2 separate regions of the Homo sapiens genome follow, and region 2 is linked to region 1. A link is a loop called in an ENCODE intact Hi-C map of the cell type or tissue named here. Cell type or tissue: PC-3. All regions are shown on one strand.

Region 1 (5,000 bases):
ACTGGATGTTCGTAACACATTCAGAGCATTGGTTCAAAAAGAGTTGTTTCTATAAACATAAGCCTTCATTTCCATTGCCCTTAGCATTAACTTATTCTAAACTCAACAGTGGGATTTATTTCTGAATGACCAAAATCACAAAAGTCAGAGAGGTTGCCCAAAACACACAGCATGAATCTCCTGTCTCAGCATTCCAAATCCAAAGAATTTCCTCTCTTGGATTCACCTTTGACTGAGGTTTAGAAAAACCCACGTTTGAGGTTTACAAAGTGTGTTCTGGATTCAAAATAAACCTAAAACAGGGCCTAGGTAACATCTCAGGCAAAAATGTCAGGATGTTTGCTTTGCCCTTCACCAACTGAAGGGAATGCCACTGGCCAACAAAGGAAGGCCCTGACCTCATACTGTCTTTTCAAGTCTTCTAAACAACATTTTGTCAATAGTCTGTTCTGCACATTGTCCTGGGTGCTGGAGAGTGTTCTCAGGTTACCTTCCAGAGCCCTGTGCACATCCTCACCTTCCAGCAGCTTCATGATATGCTAACTCCAGCAGCTCTGCAGAGGAGTGAGTTGGATCCCTCTGCCCGCTGCCTTGTAGCTCCGCCATATTCTGTCGGGTCTGGTGGTGGATCTGGATGGCTTCTCCGGATGGCCCTACCCAGATAAAGAACCACTGAGCATCATTCCCACCTGATAGCTAGTGCTGTGCACTTAACTATACTCTCCCTTCTTTCCAGCTACTGGGATACAGATGTTGGTGAGATTGAAAGAAGAACACACCACAGAGGGTGGCTCCCAAAGGACATCTGCTCTTCCAAGCAGGACCCATCCTACTAAGGAGCCTCACCTTTATCATCCTGTCTAATCTGTTAAGAATATTTTAGGATATTCTGCCTCAGGTGTGTCAACTGAATAGCCACAGTGAAATATACAAGTATAGGAGGCATGGCCCCTTGCCAGGAGGGCTAACACAAACTCAGTAAGAGGGAAATACAAGTGAAACACCAAATGATTCTGTTAATACCTAGGAGAGTAACAACTGTGACTCTAAGAAGCAGAAGATGTTTAAGTGCAAAAAAGGCAGAGTAGGAAACAAATTACAATTAGTCAAGTCTACAAAATGAGGCTTCCTGGGAAAGGAGAACTTGTAGAGCTAAGTGTTCAACAAAGTTAACAGCGATTGAAGGAAGAGGGCATCTGGGTAGATGAAATGATACCTGTGAAATCCCAAACCTGAAAGAGGCAAAACGTGCAGGAGACCACAAGATTAGCCAAGAAGGAAGAGAGCCTCTGAGGATAGGAATGAGGAAGACAGGGAACCCTGATGAAGGAGGGCCTTGGCTACTGAAAGGCCAGCTAAACAGGAGGAAGAAGCGAAGCAAACTGTTTGCAGAATATGGTTCCAATAAAGTGTACATGAAGAGTGGGAGGAGGAGAAGCACAGAAGCATGAAAAGATGAAGGTCACTGAAGAAACACCAAGAGTTCTAAGTGACCTGGAAGGGAACCAGTGGAGACAATAATGGAGGGGAAAGGACACAGAAAGAAACAAGTAGTGTGACTGATTATAGCAGAGATAAGGGGGCAGAACGGGGTTTAGGCATGACCCCCCAGTTACAGCCAAATGATTCAGATCTATTTCTCACTTATTTAACTTTTAAATATTAAAGGCAAGTACAAAAGAAAATAGGCATTTCCAGGTATTCAGCAGGATGGTTTCCATGAAAAAAATAAAATAAAAATTTGGCCAGGCACGGTGACTCACGCCTGTAATGCCAGCACACTGGGAAGCCGGGGTGGGTGGACTGCTTGAGATCAGGAGTTTGAGACCAGCCTGACCAACATGGTGAAACCCCGTCTCTACTAGAAATACAAAAATTAGCCAGGTGTGGTGATGTATGCCTGTAATCCCAGCTACTTGGGAGGCTGAGGCAGAAGAATTGTTTGAACCCAAAAGGCAGAGGTTGCAGTTATCTGAGATCACGCCACTGTACTCCAGCCTACGTAACAGAGTGAGACACTGTCTCACACACACACACACACAAAATCCTGGAGTTTAATGCATTTGTTCCTTTCCAGCTCAATAAGAGCCCATTAAGCTAAAGTTTAATTTTAGCCACAGCTTGAGACAATCTTACTGTCATCTTCTTGAGAACAGAATATAGATAAAAAAGAATGGACTAGGAAAAAGTGAATTCAGGGGAAAATTTTTTTTCAGTTGTCAGAGAGACCTAACAGAAAACAAAACAACATAACTCCTTGTAACCAAGACAGGATATCAATATCCAAGAGATCTAAGAGAAGAAGGAATGAACAAGAATGAGGGACATCTGACTTAGGAAAGAAAGCAGGTGGCAATGCATAGTTCCTCTCAAATAGAAACAAAGGGCCGGATGCGGTGGCTCACATCTATAATCCCAGCACTCTGGGAGGTTAAGGTGGGCAGATTGCTTGTGTCCAGGAGTTCAAGACCAGCCTAGGCAACATGGTGAAACCCTGTCTCTACTAAAAATACAAAAAACTAGCCAGGCCTGGTGGCACGTACCTACAGTCCCAGCTACTTGGGAGGCTGAGGTGGGAGAATCACCTGAGCCCTGAAGGTTGAGGCTGCAGTGAGCTGAGACTGCACCACTGCACTCCAGCCTAGGCAACTAGAGTGAGACCCTGTCTCAAAAGAAAAAAAAAAAAAAAAGGGCAGAAACAAACAAAAAAGCCCTCAGGTTTATACAGCTAATTAGTTACAAAGCCTATTCCCAAGTGCATCTTCAAGGATCTTTACAAGAACCCCTGGGATGGCCAAAGTGGGCATGGTTATCCCATCTTACAGGTGGAGCAACAGAGGCACCTGACCAAGGACACATGGGTGACCGACACTGAGGACCAGGGCTAGGAGCTCCTAGTCCAAGGCTCTCTCTTAAGCAACCAACTTACCCACAGGAAAAGTGTGCATCCAGCGCCTTCTGTTGGACGTAAGCTTCATGGGCATCCGAGAGGGAGCGAAGGGGTTAATCAGTGCTCTCTGGGGCGTGTATCCACCAGGTCGAACATGCAGCATGGATTCTGCACTGCCAACGTGAAACCTCCCTGGTGCACTGGAGTCTCGCTGTGGTGGCTCCATCATGTTCTCCAGGACATCTGCCAGTTATCATGGAGTTGAGTCACAAAGAAAAACCACAGAACCACAGTGAAACCAGAGCTAGGTAGAATGATAAACCAAGGCTGACAAGAATCTTGGGCATTATAAATGTCAGGGAGTGAGAGAAATGAGCAAAACTGTCAAACTATAAAGAAATGAAATATGTTTGCATTTGTTTGCTTTTAAATACTTGGGAGAAGGGAGTTTTGGTTCTAAATTACTGGCAAAATGAAGTCACAACCAAATCTGATGGGAAGGACACTGCCTGAAGATCCTGAACTTTGAGCTGGAAGCAATGACTGAATGATGGGACTTGAGTTGTCTCCCTTGGGAAAGGAACGAGTATATTCTCTAAGAGGGAGGAACAATAAAAATAGCTATGTGGTCACCAGAAGGGCAGATCTTGGCAGAGCTAGTCAATGTCTTCACTATAAACCCATTTGATTTTCCTACTGGACACAAGACTATAGTTCCCAGACCCTTTGCAATAAAGCCAAATGACTTAGTTCTGGCCAGGTAGAAATTATATGCTTCAAATCCAGGCCTGGACCACAATGATCTCCACAAATGATCTGCATTCTTTTTCCCTTTGTGGCAACCCAGGAGACCAATGTTGATAATCATGGCATCCCAGGATGGAAGGAACCTGAGTTCCTGAATGGACTGAGTGGATCAGTAGCCCCTCCACTGACTTAGTGGGCTGGGACATGAGTAAGCAATAAAATGTTATTATGCTAAAAAAATTACTGAGAAAAAAATAACGAAGAAATGGATGCCTCCAGCCTTGACCAGGCAAGGAGATGGTATGATATTTAGACACCACCTGTCTGGCGCAATGGTAGACAGGTCCCATTATGGAGACAGAGACAGCATGCCTGAGTGGATCAAAGAACTGAAATCCACAACCAACTCTTCTTGTGTGTATTCCATGTTCATTAAGCAACCACCCAGATGAAAAAGTGGGTCCAGCAGATGCAAACTCCAAGGAATTTGTCTTGGCCATCATTATCTACCCAATGCCTAGCACAGAACCTCATACACTGTAATACTGTATTTCATTCCTCAAGTTGCTTTGCAGGAAAGAAGAGAATGTTCAGATTTCTGTGAAAGTTTTACTGTTCATTGTAAATTAATGAATTGATGCTCTAACTTACAAAATAAAAAAGAACATAGTCTAGTTAGTTATTAAGGAAATAAAAGAGAAAAACCTAGTAAAAAAAAAAAGATGAGTACAGGCCAGGTACAGTAGCTTATTCCTGTAATCCCAGCACTTTGGGAGACCAAGGTGGAAGGATCACTTGAGCCCAGGAGTTCGAGACCAGCCTGGGCAACAGATTGAGACCGTCCCTACAAAAACTTTAAAAACTAGCCGGGTGTGGTGGTGCACACCTGTAGTCCCAGCTATTTGGGAGGCTGAAGTGGGAGGATCACGTGAGCCCAGGAGGTTGAGGCTGTAGTGAGCCAATATTGTACCACTGCACTACAGCCTGGGCAACAGAGTGAGAACCTGTCTCAAAACAAACAAATAAAAGAAACCACCCATGAAACTGCTCAGGCCATCAAGGGTATGCATATATAAAAAGCCACCAAGTATATGAAAGATGTCACTTTGGCCAGGCAAGGTGGCTCACGCCCGTAATCCCAGCACTTTGGGAGGCTGAGGTGGGCAGATCACCTGAGGTCAGGAGTTCGAGACCAGCCTGACCAACATGGTGAAACCCCATCTCTACTAAAAATACAAAAATTAGCCAGGCATGGTGGCAGGCACCTGTGATCACAGCTACTCGGGAGGCTGAGGCAAGAGAATTGCTTGAACCCGGGAGGCAGAGGTTGCAGTGAGCCAAGATCACGCCATTGCACTCCAGC
Region 2 (5,000 bases), 54 kb after region 1:
CGGGCGCCTGTAATCCCAGCTACTCGGGAGGCTGAGGCAGAAGAATGGGTGAACCCGGGAGGCAGAGCTTGCAGTGAGCAGAAATCGCACCACTGCACTCCAGCCTGGGTGACAGAGCGAGACTCTGTCTCAAAAAAAATAAACAAATGAATAATTAAAAAATGGGCCGGGCACGATGCCTCACACCTATAATCCTAGCACTTTGGGAGGCCAAGGTGGGCAGATCACCTGAGGTCAGGAGTTCAAGACCAGCCTGGCCAACATGGTGAAACCCCCACCTCTACTAAAAATACAAAAAAAAAGCTGGGAGCGGTGGCTCACGCCTGTAATCCCAGCACTTTGGGAGGCCGAGGCGGGCAGATTGCCTGAGGTCTGGAGTTCGAGACCAACCTGACCAACATGGAGAAACCCCATCTCTACTAAAAACACAAAATTAGCCAGGTGCGGTGGTGCATGCCCGTAATCCCAGCTACTGCGGAGGCTGAGGCAGGAGAATCGCTTGAACCAGGAAGGCCGAGGTTGTGGTGAGCCGAGATCACGCCATTGCACTCCAGCCTGGGCAACAAGAAACTCCGTCTCAAAAAAAAATTAGCCGGGCATGGTGGTGGGTGCCTGTAATTCCAGCTACTTGGGAGGCTGAGGCAGGAGAATCGCTTGAACCCAGACGACAGAGGTTACAGTAAGCCAAGATCCCACCATTTCACTCCAGCTTGGGGAAAGAGCGAAACTCCATCTCAGAAAAAAAAAAAAACAATGAATACATGTGGAAAACGGGAAGAGGGTATAGCAAAAAGCAGTGTGATCTGGAAGCCACAGGATCTGGGTTTTGGCCAAGAGTCAACTTACTATCTAGCCTTGGGCAATTACCTAACTTCTCAATCTCAGTTTCTACCTCTATAAATTAGGGATAATAAATACCTGTCCATGAGGAGATGTGAGGAGCAAATGGGATAAAGTGAAAACCTGAAAAGTACGGTTCTATTCCAATGTAAAATACAGTATAACTTCCTATCTAAACCAAAAATGCTGAGTAAAAATCTGTAACAGTAAACAAAAGATCAAAAGAACAGTGAAAAGAGAATGGAAGAACACAGAAGACGTTGACAATAATTGTCTGTAGATGCTGATATAAAATCAGAAACGATTTTATATTCTTCTCCCATAATAAACAGGGATTATTCACATAATGGAAAAAGTAACAGACTTTCAAAAAAAATCACATCTTACCAAACTTTTCTTTAGTCGCCACATATCCCCACGGCCAATATACTGATCCTTAAAAGTTAATTCCACTAGGTCAAGGGTCACATCCTAAAAGGAATAATCAAATGATATCTCTGACATTACTTTGCCACACTTTATAGTCAGAAGGTAATGCCCACTTACCATGGAAAAAAACTTATTGCAAAAAAGAAAACTACTGGAAGACCATTCAGTAGCAGAACTCTGATGAACAGAATTATATCCTGCAAAAGCACACTTTTCAGTATAGTTGGTAAATCTACAACTGATCCTATAGCTGCTGTAGCACATTGAGTGTGATGGGTAGTGGGGGACTCATTCTGTATTTTAGTCTGGATTCTGGCACACAAACATGACACTTACCTATGTACTTTATTTCCCTATTAATGTCAATAGTACTTTCTGGACAATAATTTTTATCTATTATAACATCACTTCTTGAAGAAAAATGAGAATACATTTTAAAATGTTAGTATTTTAATAGAAAGTTTTACATATAGTTTCACATACAGAAAATGGTTAGGACAAGCTTCAAGAAAAGTGGTGGTGGGTTTTAAATGCAACCTACATACTGCCTACATTCTAAATGACATGTAGGCTACATATTTATTTAGTTATTATTATTTTTTGAGACAGGATATTGCTGTTGCCCAGGTTGGAGTGCAGTGGCACGATCTCAGCTCACTCACTGCAGCCTCCGCCTCCTGGGCTCAAGTGACTCTCATGCCTCAGCCTCCCGAGTAGATGGGACTTCAGGGGTGCGCCACCACACCCAGCTAAGTTCTGTATTTTTAGTAGAGACAGGGTTTCACCATGTTTCCCAGGCTGGTCTCAAACTCCTGACCTCAAGTCATCCGCCTGCCTTGGCCTCCCAAAGTGCTGGGATTACAGGCATGGGCCACCACCCATGGTCTACATGTTTAGTTTTACAAGACAAGGTCTTGTTCTGTTGCCCAGGCTGAAGTGCAATAGCGCACAAGCAATCCTCCTGTTGCAGCCTTTCACGTAGTTGGAACTACAGGCATATACAACACACCCAGCTAATCTTTTAGAAAAGTTTTAGTAGGCAGGACGCGGTAGCTCCTACCTGGAATCCCAGCACTCTGGGAGGCCAAGGCAGGTGGATCACCTGAGGTCAGGAGTTCAAGAACAGCCTGGCCAATATGGTGAAACCCTGTCTCTACAAAAATACAAAAATTAGCTGGGTGCGGTGGTGCAGGCCTGTAATCCTAGCTACTCAGGAGGCTGAGGCAGGAGAATGGCTTGAACCTGGGAGGCACCAGTTGCAGTGAGCCGAGATCACGCCACTGCACTCCAGCCTGGGCAACAGTGATACTCCATTTCAAAAAAAAGAAAAAGGAAAGTTTTAATAAAGACAAGGTCTAACTATGCTGCTCAGGCTGGTCTTGAACTCCTGGCCTCAAGTGATCCTCCTGTCTCAGCCTCCTGATGTACTGAAATTACCACACCTAGCAGGCCACACATTTAATAGGCTAACACTACACTTAAGTAACCCATTGTTTCCTTAGTAATCTAACCTTGAGGAAGGGTGCTTATTCCAAAAAGATATTCAAGTACAAAACAAAGACATACCTTAGGGTCTACGACATTAACATAGACATCCTGATAAGGTCTCAGCCGGAACACTTGAGTCACAGTCTGGTCCACACTGATAGTTTCTAAAACAGAAACAATATCTGGCTCAGATAACATATTTTGAAAAAGCAGATCCATATATTCTAATCTATAAACACTCAACTCAGTAAGCAACACAATTGATCATCTGACACGGGCAACACACAGTCTCTTCCTTTCAGGAGCTTAGAATTTAAACAATTCTCTGCTTTTTAGGTGAAATAAGACCAGAGCCTAAGCAATCAACAAAAATGGAGAGAAAAAGGGAGAAGGGAGGGAAAATAAAGAATTTAAGAAGGAAGAGGCTGGGTATGGTGGCTAACACCTGTAATCTCAGCACTTTGGGAGGTCTAGGCAGGAAGATCACCTGAGGTCAGCAGTTCGAGACCAGCCTGGCCAACATGGTGAAACCCTGTCTCTACTAAAAACACAAAAATTAGCCAGGCATGATGGTGGGCGCCTGTAATCCAAGCTACTTGGGAGGCTGAGGCATACAAATCGCTTGAACCCCAGAGACAGAGGTTGTAGCGAGCTGAGATCGTACCACTGCACTCCAACCTGGGTGACAGAATGAGACTCTGTCTCAATAAATAAATAAATTAAATAAGAAGGAAGATAAGAAAGTTCAAAGACCTGTAAAACTCCAGAAGAGAAAGGAGATCTTCTCTTTGGAATGAAGTTATCAGTGGTAAAGAAGAAACAAATTTTTCAATGAGCCCTTAAGTCTGGTAAGAAACGTAACATGGGGCAGGAGATAAGGGGAAGGTATGAAGGCCATTCTTAGGATTAAGGTTTTATAGAATTCTTTTAAAATCTTTAAATTGGCTGCATGTGGTGGCTCAGCAGATCATGAGGTCAGGAGTTCAAGACCAGCCTGACCAACATGGTGAAACCCCGCCTCTACTAAAAATACAAAAAAAATTTAGCCAGGTGTCGTGGTGCGCACCTGTAGTCCCAGCTACTCAGGAGGCAGAGGCAGGAGAATTGCTTGAACCTAGGAGGTGGAAGTTGCAGTGAGCCAAAATCACACCACTGCACTCCAGCCTGGGCGACAGAGGGATACTCCATCTCAAAATAACATAACATAACATAACAAACATAACATAACATAACATAAAAAACATAACACCACACAACATAACAATAAAAATGAAAACTTTAAATTTTTTTTTTACTGCTCCTTGCAGAGCAGGGATAACCCATAGGCAGCGTAACCAGAGTAGCCAGGTTTTATAGAATGTTTTCTCCTCAAATTGAAATATTGAATTGTTAAATATGAGTGGATAGCCAGGCATGGTGACTCATGCCTGTAATCCTAGCACTTTAGGAGGCCAAGGCATGAGGACTGCTTGGGCCCAGGAGTTCAAGACCAGCCTGAGCAAAAATTAAAAAAAAAAAAATTAGCCAGGCATGATCCTGTGGGCTGGGCGTCTGGGGTCTTAGCTACTCGGGAGGCGGAGGTGGGAGATGGAGAATCATTTGCACCCAGGGAGGTTGAGGCTGCAGTGAGCCGTGACTGCACCACTGCACTCCAGTCTGGACAACAGAGAGAGGCCCTGTCTGAAAGGGAAAAAGAAAAAAAAAAAAGGCAGGGGCAATGGTGCAGTGGCTCACGCCTGTAATCCCAGGACTTTGGGAGGTTGAGGCAGGCAGATCACCTGGGGTGAGGAATTTGAGACCAGCCTGGCCAACATGGTGAAACCCCATCTCTACTAAATATATAAAAATTAGGCCGGGCATGGTGGCTCATGTCTGTAATCCCAGCACTTTGGGAGGCCGAGGAGGGCGGATCACGAGGTCAGCAGTTCGAGACTAGCCTGGACAACATAGTGAAACCCTGTCTCCACTAAAAATACAAAAATTAGCCAGGTGTGGTGGCGTGCACCTGTAATCCCAGCTACTGAGGAGGCTGAGGCAGGAGAATCCCTTGAATCCAGGAGGCGGAGGTTGCAGTGAGCTGAGACCATGTCATTGCGTTCCAGCCTGGGTGACAGAGTGAGACTCCATCTCAAAAAAATAAAAATATAAATATAAAAATTAGCCAGGCATGGTGGTGCACGCCTGTAGTCCTAACTACCTGGGAGGCTGAGGCAGGAGAATCACTTGAACCCAGGAGGCGCAGG

The links. Peaks named below come from ENCODE experiments on the same cell type or tissue, not always from the same donor. Only the 100,000 strongest peaks of a DNase experiment are listed, where the experiment ranks them.
Region 2: a loop joins it to region 1, with 2.5 times the contacts of the local background. A loop is called at or near these places in 7 of 110 quality-filtered maps.

What each region holds. Positions count from the first base shown.
Region 1 is chr22:31,817,155-31,822,154 of GRCh38, reverse strand. DEPDC5 (DEP domain containing 5, GATOR1 subcomplex subunit) reads right to left here. Exons shown (of 43, transcript NM_001242896.3): 22 at 2,930-3,133; 23 at 518-653. It also overlaps the pseudogene RPL17P52. Among named protein-coding and RNA genes, the nearest start is that of DEPDC5, 66 kb to the right of the region's middle. In PC-3, a CTCF peak has its summit at 2,976 (motif pointing left); no DNase peak of the experiment used is centred here; H3K27ac peaks cover 439 bases.
Region 2 is chr22:31,762,896-31,767,895 of GRCh38, reverse strand. DEPDC5 (DEP domain containing 5, GATOR1 subcomplex subunit) reads right to left here. Exons shown (of 43, transcript NM_001242896.3): 5 at 2,836-2,921; 6 at 1,228-1,311. Among named protein-coding and RNA genes, the nearest start is that of DEPDC5, 11 kb to the right of the region's middle. In PC-3, no CTCF peak of the experiment used is centred here; no DNase peak of the experiment used is centred here.